3 separate regions of the Homo sapiens genome follow, and regions 2 and 3 are each linked to region 1. A link is a contact called in ENCODE Hi-C or POLR2A ChIA-PET data. All regions are on one chromosome and are shown on one strand. The core of a region is the stretch at or near the end of the contact, and the rest is flanking DNA. Distances in the headings are between cores, read along the strand shown.

Evidence for each region. Hi-C counts contacts between places; a loop is a spot of excess contacts on that map. ChIA-PET counts read pairs that join two places held with the same protein, here RNA polymerase II (POLR2A). Pooled maps may share reads with other maps.
Region 2: a loop to region 1 is called in a map of GM23248, with 2.6 times the contacts of the local background. The contact joins the enhancer-like site here to the promoter of OSR1 in region 1. A Hi-C loop is called at or near these places in 7 of 168 maps with a recorded cell type or tissue (GM23248, IMR-90, OCI-LY7 and 4 more), 1 of 37 single-sample maps with no recorded cell type and 11 of 50 pooled maps.
Region 3: a map of heart left ventricle shows a loop between it and region 1 (2.5-fold over the local background). The contact joins the enhancer-like site here to the promoter of OSR1 in region 1. A Hi-C loop is called at or near these places in 2 of 168 maps with a recorded cell type or tissue (heart left ventricle and left cardiac atrium) and 5 of 50 pooled maps. POLR2A ChIA-PET finds 5 or more read pairs at or near these places in 1 of 52 experiments (AG04450).

What each region holds. Positions count from the first base shown.
Region 1 is chr2:19,357,097-19,360,330 of GRCh38, forward strand. It overlaps OSR1 (odd-skipped related transcription factor 1), which reads right to left and starts at 1,527. Exons shown (of 3, transcript NM_145260.3): 1 at 1,245-1,527. RefSeq lists enhancers at 1-205, 871-1,399.
Region 2 is chr2:18,899,146-18,902,379 of GRCh38, forward strand. All of the region lies in intron 4 of LOC105373456 (a long non-coding RNA gene), which reads left to right. Among named protein-coding and RNA genes, the nearest start is that of LINC01376, 130 kb to the right of the region's middle. Within about 2 kb of position 1,555, at least 5 of the 41 ENCODE cell types and tissues checked have a DNase peak (open chromatin) inside an H3K27ac peak, as active enhancers do; they include ascending aorta, where a contact is called at or near this core.
Region 3 is chr2:19,047,610-19,050,843 of GRCh38, forward strand. The region is part of intron 5 of LOC105373456 (a long non-coding RNA gene); the gene reads left to right. Among named protein-coding and RNA genes, the nearest start is that of LINC01376, 22 kb to the left of the region's middle. Within about 2 kb of position 1,447, at least 8 of the 41 ENCODE cell types and tissues checked have a DNase peak (open chromatin) inside an H3K27ac peak, as active enhancers do.

The DNA of each region.
Region 1 (3,234 bases), core at 277-2,776:
ACGAACCCATTGGCAAGGCGGTCATCCGGCTGCACTTAAATGTCCGCTGCGTCCTCGGTGATCCATTCCCCAATCTTAATAAAACAGCAATTACCTCGAGGAGCCTGGGATGGAACATCTACACGCCGCCGGTCGCTGCTAGTCCCCTCCAGCGCTTCTCTTCCCTAGGGGGTTGTGAACCTGGGACACCTAGCCTTGCACGTGGTTTTGTTCCGCAGAGCCAATGCGCAGCTCTTAGCCTGGGTGAAATTTACCAAATTGTGGCAACAAAGAAACCCTTGCGGCTACTTTACACATTGAGAACCCAACCCGCTACTGCCTGAGCTGCTGAAAAAGGACTAAACGTGGTTTTTCATTCTTCTCCGAGACATTTCCGAGGAGAAATTAGTTCAGCAGGCAGCCCTTCACCCCTTTCCCCCTTCTTTCTCTCCTGACGGCTGGATTAGCGGACAGTCAGGGGAGTAACAGAACTTTTCCTGTCCCCAGCCCGGAGACCCTAGGGCTCCACAGAGTTTCCACTAGTGCTGTGTGTGGGTCTCGAATTGGAAAGCAGTGCTTGCGCCCACTGCATTGCCTCCCTGCACCAGGACAATCAAGGGTTCCGCTCCAGGCCTTGACGACACAGAGCAATCATCCTATGGAGAATATCCCTAAGTTAGAGCGCGAGTGCAAGGCGGGGTTCAGACTCGCAGCCCTGCGCTCTCGGGTCTAGGCGGCCTCATACTAGAGCGCAACTCCTCAAAAGACAAACTTGAACGAAAGCGCTACCGAGCTGGGGCATGCACCTGTCCCTGGCGCGGTCGGCTGCGGCTGTGGCCATTCACTCCCTCTCCCTTCCTTCTTCGTCAACCTGGGCGTCAGCCAGAGCTAGGAGCGCGTCTCAGGAAAGTTTGTGCCCGCTGAAGTTGCTCTGGTTTCTTAAAGGGGGCCCACAGATTGACTTTCAAAGTCCGTGGGCACCTCGCCCGTGATTCCGCAGAGCCGGGCGGGCTGGCCGCAGTAGCGGAGGCCCGCCCCCCTTAATCCCCAGCGGTCAGAGGCCGAGGACCCCGCGCAGGAAGTCCTGAGGCAGCACCCCCAACCACCCTGCTCTCACTTTCACAAAAGTCCTACAGCATTCGTTTGGCAAGAGCTTCCTTCAGGGGCATTGAGAGAGAGGAGGCACCCGCCGAGCAGTGACAAGGAACCTGGGAGTCCTGCCCGCATTCGCTTTGCTGAGCCCAGGCGCCCAGGACTGCAATTACCTTGTTCCGCAGAGGTCCTGGGGCTGAGCACGTCTCTGGGGCTTTAGCTGAAGGGGACTGGGGAAGCCGGAGGCCCTGGAGCCCACAGGCGCCCCTGGAGCTCTAGTGTCCCGACTCCTCTCCTGCCGCGGGGACTCCAAGCGCCGGACACGCGGGAGCGAGCGCTCAGCAGCCCCGGATCCTGCACGCCGGGGACGGTGAGCCTCGCTCGCGGCTCCCTCGCTGGGTCTGAACCAGGAGCAGCTGAGAACGTGCCGGGGAGAGGCCGAGCTCCGACTCACTCATCCCTTAGCACCGAGCCGCCTACTTATTTTAATCCACCACCCTCCCTCCTCCACCACCCCCACCCCCGCCCCTTGCCTCAGGATTCCTCCCCTCCCTCCCCTGCCCCCCAACCCTGCCCTGCGCCTGCGCAATGAAAGACAAAGTTTTTGCTGACCCGGGCAGCAGACTTTGGCAGCTGCTCTCGCTTGGACCCGGCCTCTCCCAACCTGCGTCCCCTCCTCTTCAGTCCCGCGCGACCCCTGCTGCCTTTTTAGGTCCAGAGCGGCACGCCTGGCGCACTGGAGGAAACGGTCCCTAGCAGATGAGAGCGGGCTGGCACCGCACGTTTCGAGGTCCTATACTTGGGCTCCTAGGACACAGCCCGTGCTCTTTGGGAGGAGGGAGGGAGGGGCAGTAGCTCTGTGCACCGGGATCCCCACACCGCGGCTTGGGTTTCAACGCACTTTGGCGCCTGACAGAGTCGCATCTCCTCCCAGAATCTCTTTCCAGAGGCGGCAGACCCCGAGTGTGGAGCAGCTCCTGGCTATCCAAGCGTGCTCGGGGCCAGGGTGTTAACCCAGGCAGCGCTGGTTAATTCCTGGTGCGGGAGGGCCAGGGTCACCGAAGCAAGCGAGCTGTAACATCTGAGTGCTTATGGTTGACCCCAGACCCTAAGTTCTGGAGTCCAGTAGAAAGAACAAAGAGTAGGGAAAGGAGGTCAGGAAAGTTATTTTCCTGGGGCCCAGAACTCTCTGAGATTTCACCCCAATGCACAGTGGCACTCTCTACTTACATATTTGTTTTAGGATGGATCAGAGTTTAGAGAGCCGCACTGGCAAGCTAGACGAGCTGCAAAGTTGTCAGTTCCAGGGCCTCTGAGTCAAGGAGCTGGTTCAGGTGGAGTTTTTAATCGGAAAGGAATCAGAGTTCTGGACATTAAAAATTCTATCTTCATTGCCTAGGCATTATGGAGGGTACCATCACCCCCTTGACTACCCATCTCTGAAAGCTGACCTCCGGCTGACCCCAGCCCAATCCCTCCCTAATGCCTTTCTGGAATACCCTTCCAGGCCTTGGGTTTGGCAAGGAGGAGTCACTGGTTTCCTGGGACTTGTGTGGGTCCAGATCACACAACTGCACTCTCTGCCTTTGCCCCAGAGTTGCTGCTGAGTGACTCTTGGAGCTGGATCCTAGATTCCGTGGGTCCCTAAGTACTGTACTGCTTCTCTCCCGAGGAGCTTCTGCTATCTCCAGCTTTGGTTTGCAAAGCTAATCTGATTTTCTTGGGAGGTGAAGAAGGTTGTAATACCTGACCTAGGGAGATGGTAATGAAGACTCCCCTCCCTCAAAGGCATAGTTGAAAGAGGATTTCCTTATATCCCCAGGCCTTTAGAACAGAATCTAGCCTCTAACCCCTGGGTAACTTCGTCTTGTTTGAGGAGGAGTAAGAGGGGGTGCAATCTTTGCTCCAACGAACAGCTTTTACCCAGTGCCTCAGGTTAGTGCAGAAGTAAGAGATTCACATAAGTTTGTCCATGCTCCTGGAATCTTAGCAGTTGCTAGGATGTAGTGACATTCTTGCTAGAGTAAGAACCCTTGGAAGAGAAGAGAGCTGAGATCACACCTCCTTCCTAGAGATTCCAGAACAGAAAGCTTCAAGGGCAAGGAAAGGCCTGGAGGGAAAGTCTACACAGGGCAATGCTGAACTTTGCTGGCTTCCACCTTG
Region 2 (3,234 bases), core at 305-2,804, 460 kb before region 1:
GCACCACCCAGGGACCCTAGATTCCATCTGAATTTCAGAAAGCAGGGAAAAACACAGAGAGACCAATTAGGACATTGCTGCAATAGGGTCAGAGAGGGGCAGATGGGCTTTTGACTAGTTCTGTAGCAGGGAATACACAGACAGGTGGATGGATTTTATACATACTTTGGTGGAGGGAGGGCAAGGAGTCAGTGATGGATCAGCTGTGACAAGTGAGGGAGATGAGGTGAAAGGATGCTTGCCAGTCCAAGCGACTGGGTTGGTACCATTTCCCAAGACTCTGCAATTCTCATCTTCCTCATCTGTAAAGTCGGAAGAAAATTCTTATCCTTTCTCCCTCACAGGATTATTTGAAGGACCACGTGATATAACAAATATACAAGGGTTTTCTGGACTATAACTGATGATAAATAGATAAATATCTGATCTATAAGGTGACTGTTTGTAATCATTATTACAGCATATTCATCTCCATGGCTTTGTTATCAGTCTCCATGTGCTGTGAAACACCAGTGCTAGCTCAGTGATGTCTCTTGGGTGCCTTACAGCTTCCCGATTTCACAGTTACAGGGAGTTTACAGAGCATATAAAATGGCAAGGGTGAAAAGTTGTGGCTTCTCATTTCTCTAGCATGAACTTGGCTTTTAAGTCTTGAAATCTACTGTGATTGCCATGAGAAACCCTGAACCAGCCCAGTTTCATTGCTGACATGCTTGGGGAATTGGGAGTAGACAATGGAAACTGTTTCTCTTGCATTGTTTTACCGAGTTGCCAAAGAATGGCTGCGCCTCACCGATCTCAGCCTGGTAATTATCCAAATGGCTCTGGGTCACAAAAACCACAGGAAAGAGCCTACTGGCTTGCTGCTGCTCCAGGGCTCCAGGGCTCCAAAGATATGGCCTTTTATATCCCTTTGCAGCCTCAGAGACTGTGACCATGATTGAATGAGTCCAGCCCAAGTTATAAGGAAAATGTTTTAAGACCAATATCAGGAGACCTAGGCTCAGCCCCAGCCCTGCCACTTATCAGTTATATCACCTTAGGGAATTCACCTTGAGAAGTACCAGTTTCCTTGAGCATTATTTGAAGACAGAGTTAATTGATCCATTTAAGAGTTGTGAGAAGAAGATAAGATAACTAATACACTTTGTAAATTGTAAGATGAGAAAATTCAATAGTTGGATAAATGAGATGAGTGATATCAGCAATAGTTCCATGGAGAAGAAAGACATAGATAGATTGATTGATGATAGATATGTGTGTATACACTCATGGATATGTTTCTCACTTGGGTGAGGGGATAATATTTGTTTGGAAAGTTATATTAAACTAGAAAATCAGTGACTCATTTGTCTATCAGTATAAGTTTTAAAACTATACTCTCCATCTGTGAAAGTACAATTAACATAACCTGACAGTATCTTAGAATGCTCCAGAACTGGAGGTGACTTATCTTGGAGATTGCCAATCCTGTGCACTTTTTAGGAGGGGTCACTGAGGGCAGCCACCTTCTGGATGAAACCTGACTTGTTCCTGGTAATCCAGCCAGGCAGTGGTGGTTTGGAGCTGAAGCCCAGAGACCTCTGAGTCTTCATTCTGAACTCTTTTTACTCAACCACATGCTCTCTCAGGAGTCTTTCTATTTCCTGCCAAATGGCACAACCCTCCTTGGGAAGGAGAGTGAGGGTCAGGGGCCCAGACTGCTGGTGGTGATGTTGGGGGCAGTAGGCTGAAGGCAGGAGGGAGTATTTCACATTTATTGCATTTACTGCTCAGGCCAGGCAACATTAGACATTCAATTCATGTAATTGGAATTATTTTTTTTTCCTTTAAAAATAATGACCTCAGTGTTTAGGGTCATCACTTTGTGCTATTCATAGTTACTCAGTTTTATTTTGCTTCAATTGTGAAATCAAGCAAACCAGCTCTATCACTTTTCAACAGAACAAGAAAGCCAGTGAGTATTAGAAGGAGATCTGTGGATTATTCCATTTGATAGGAGAAAGTCCTTTCTGGGATACCAGCTAGTCACCCCAATTCTGTTTTCTCTTTTATGGATGAAAACAGATGTCAGGGAAAAAAAGATGAACATAGTGGCATTCTCTGTCAAAACATCTTGAATAATTTTTCAAACATTTTGGGTTTGTTAAAATTCAGACTGCATAGTGCCAAGCAGTTTTGCTTAATTTCTAAACCCCTGAGTATTTAAAGGGAAATTTAATCGGTGTTTTTCTGAATCATTTCATTTAATTCATCAGTGTGCTGTTTCATAAGAGCCATTTGATGCCAAAAAGGTTCGTCTGTGCCAATTTAGGAATTTTACTCTGGAAGGCTTCAAGGTCTAAGAGCAGAAACACAGCAGGGACCTGGGTGTTCTAGACTCTCACAAATCGAGAAGTAGAAAAGGCTGCATATCTTATGGTTCTAACTCCCTGAATTCTCTAGATGGGAAAGGTCTTGCTCAAGTTAATTCCAACAACCAGCAAGAAAAGTGGACTCTCAATTCCTAAATCTGCCAAGACATTGCTCTCTTTGTGTTCAGAACAAATTAAAGGCCTGTGGTGGAGAAAAGTGAACTTACACATTTAGCAGCGACTTGCTTGTTAGTATGAATGTGTTTTTTTAATAAATATAATACATAGCAACTAATATTTCTAAAATATTCTGCTGTAATTAATCAGCATTAACTGTGCAGCATTGCTGTGGAAAAGCTTTTGCTTCCTCAGAGGTAGAGCCCAAGTTTCACAGGAGAGAGCAGGATCCTAAATATGAAAATTTACTGATGCTATCTCTCCCCTCCTGCTCACCTCCCATGAACTCAGTGGAAACCCCCACAGTCAGCTTGTTTCTGTGCCTTAAAGGCCACAGTTCAATAGTTGAACACACACACACACACACACACACACACACACACACACACACACACAATTTGTAATGCTACCCGTGTATTATAAGGACATTTAGAACTGAATATTGGGAATAGGCTAATTCCCAATAAGAAGAATCATATCAAGCAAATAGTAGTGTGGCAACATAGATGTTCAGGCTATTGATGCAAAGACTCGCTTAGTACCTATTCTTTCCCAGACTTTATGCCTAGTGGTTTACATATATTCAGTCATTTATTCTTCATTATGATTCTGTGACTCTGACAGCTTTGAGTTGATTGTACAGCGAAGATATTGGGATTTAGTGAGGTTAAGTAACTCATCCAAGGTCACCCAGCTAATAAGT
Region 3 (3,234 bases), core at 197-2,696, 310 kb before region 1:
GGATCTCTTACAGATTTAACTGTTTTTTTTCAGTTTCATAAACGTCAAATCTCTCTCTAGATGAGGTCTAACATGGGCTACTGGAAGAGCACATGCCATTTCCTATGCTGAAGCTAATGACCACAGCAACAACACTTTGCACTCAACAACACTTGCACTCTGGCACCTCAACATAAAGGAGCAACAAAGTAAAGCAGCCACTTAAAAGAAGGAAGGTCAGCCAGGCATGGTAGCTCATGCCTGTAATCCTAGTACTTTGGGAGGCCGAGGCGGGCAGATTACCTGAAGTCAGGAGTTTGAGATCAGCCTGGCCAAGATAATGAAACCCCATCTCTACCAAAAATACAAAAATTAGCCAGGTGTGGTGGGGGGCGCCTGTAATCCCAGCTACTTGGGAGGCTGATGTAGGAGAACCGCTTGAGCCTGGGAGGCAGAGGTTGCAGTGAGCCGAGATCGCACCATTGCACTCCAGCCTGGGTGACAAAGAGTGAGACTCTGTCAAAAAAAAAAAAAAAAAAAGGAAGGTCTTGCTTTGGTTTGGGATAAACATCCTTCCTACAGCTCTTTGAGACCAAAAATTAAGTAGTATAAATTGAGCTGAATTCATACATTCTTCTTTTCTGTTTCTCAGAATCAAGAACAGAGAAAATAAATCCTTCATTCATTATCAACGATTTTTTCATTCAAAAATGCATGTAATAAAAATACATGTATTATGATCTAGGTGCTGGGAATGAACACAACCTTAGAAAATAGAACCACTCTGCTCACTGAAGTATTGAAACATTGCATAATATTTAATAATTGTTTCAGGAACGTTAACAAGTAATGACACAAGATCTTTGAAGCCATGGATTCCTGCCTTCTGCAGTGGGAGTGATATCTTTAAGTGTTCTTCCCATTGCTGACCTGCAGCCACATGAGGATTAAATGAAATGAGATAACAGCTACAAGGTACATTGCCAAGGTGGCTTCCTTTATCAGTATGGATGTGCCTTGGCGCACCAGAAGTGCTCAATAATGTTCATCTGTTAATTCATGGACTCACGTATTTTCCATTGCTCAATTCCTTTAATTTACATTACCTCTCCTTTCTTACATAAATCTCTTTGCTCATGAAGATGGTAAGCTGTGTGTTTCAGGTACACACATGAAACATCCTGAAACCTGATCCCATTTCAATGAGGCCACACTTTCCCTGCTCCAGCCACCAAGAACTAAGTCCAGAAGATGCTGCTTGAAGTTCAGATATGGAAACCAGACAAATGGCTTTAGACTACAAGCAAAAAATCAGTCATTAAGTGCTAGTTGCTGTTTTCCCACCTGTTTTCCTTGCTTGAGCCTTCCCATCCAGATCCTCCACCTCTACACCTACCTGGTTAAAAATGTCAGCACTGGGGGGCATATTTACTTAGCCATCTACTTCCTGGCTCTTGGATTCTGTTTGCTAGGTCCTGACGTCATCCCCAGGCTGGAAGCCAATGTTTGCACTGGGTGGGAGTAAAGGGAGGCATAAACAGAATCAACCCGCTTGTGCTTTAAAAAATCAGGCTAGAATTATATACATATTTCATGTCAGAAAAATAAAATGTGTCTTGGCGGTGGATGGGAAGTTGGAGCACTTGGACTGGGAGTGGAGAGTTGGCAGATGTGTTCCCCTTTTCCTTGGCCCCCCGCCTGACAATCATTCAACCTTTTACTCTTAGAGTCAGCTCCTTCCCCCTCCTCTGAGGCCTTCCAAGTGCTACAGCATCCTTGCCGTCATCCTTAGCGTGACTTGAAAAGGAAGACAGCGCTGTTACAAAATGGTGTACATTCTCTAAATTATATAAGTCTTGTGTTCATGTCACTGGAGTGAACCCCAATTTTGCTTTAATCGGAAAGCCAGGTTCAGAAAACAAGACCAATTCACACAAGAATGAGGTTATCTAAATGAGAACGTTTAGAAATCAACCACTTAACCAGAAATGGAGTTCCCATTTCTCAGGTTCATCAAGTACTAAGAAGACTTTTTAATTATTTATTAATTTATTATTTTTTTGAGACAGGGTCTTGCTCTGTCCCCCAGGCCAGGAGTACAGTGGTACGATCATGGCTCACTGCAGTCTCGAATTTCTGGGCTTAAGTGATCCTTCCACCTCAGCCTCCCGAGTTGCTAGGATTACAGGCATGAGCCACCATGCCCAGCTGAAGAGTATAATTTGCAAAAAATTTAACTACATTTCTCTTAGCTCCTTTGTTCTCTTCAAACTCAAGTGGATCTGTTTCTCAATTCCTGGTCTTTCCTGAGACCTCCCAGGATTGCAGTGTCTCCTGAGTTTTTATCAGTACATCCTGTGGCCTTCGTCCTAATCCTGCCACCTCTCCCTTCACGGGCCAGCTCCCAGTGCTTCCCATGGGATTCCTAGGAAAGACCACTCCACTGTATTTCTCCTATATCTTCAAATTCCAGAAAGTGTTCTTTCTCCTACACTATAGTCTCTGGAACCCTGCAGACTTGTGATGATGGTGTTGCTTGTGTTGATGTGACCCCCACGGCCCCATGGTTGTTGTAGGAGGTACTGAAAAACATTTTATGCACCTACATGACAGCTTCTAGACCCTTGCTTTCCCACCCTCCTGAACATAACTCTCCTTCATTGAGGCTCATGACACCAGCCAGCTCTCCTCATCCATATGTCGATCATCTGCCAGACTCTATGGAGTCCATTTTCTCATGCTTAGCACCCCTTTGTAGCCTGGCAGGAAGTCTGGCTCCCCACCTTCAATCTTGAAACTGCTTTGGGAAATTTCACCATCCATAATCCTAAAACCTTGCTAATTCAAATGGCTTTAGACTCTCCTCTAACCTAAACAATCCACTCCAAAAACCATAAGCCAGGTCACAGAACTCTTCAACTCTTAGAAAGCCCCTGACTTCCACCAAAACACTATATTTAGAAACCTGACCTCACTAGCTGTGTTTAAACAGTGCAACAATCTAGTTTACTATGGAAAGAGATTTTTCCAATTAAGGTTGTGTGTTCAGAGTTTCCTTCTACTGATATTAAAATAAAAACAAACACTATAGTAAACCCCAAACAAAATGTTTTGTCTGGAGAGAAGGAAAGCAATGGGCACCACAGAAAAAATCATGAGTGTAGGGGGCCTTTCGTCCTATATGAATCACTCACCCCTCTGTAATTGTAAGAACAAATTCAATACTAAACAGCAAATAATTTGGATGCATCTCAT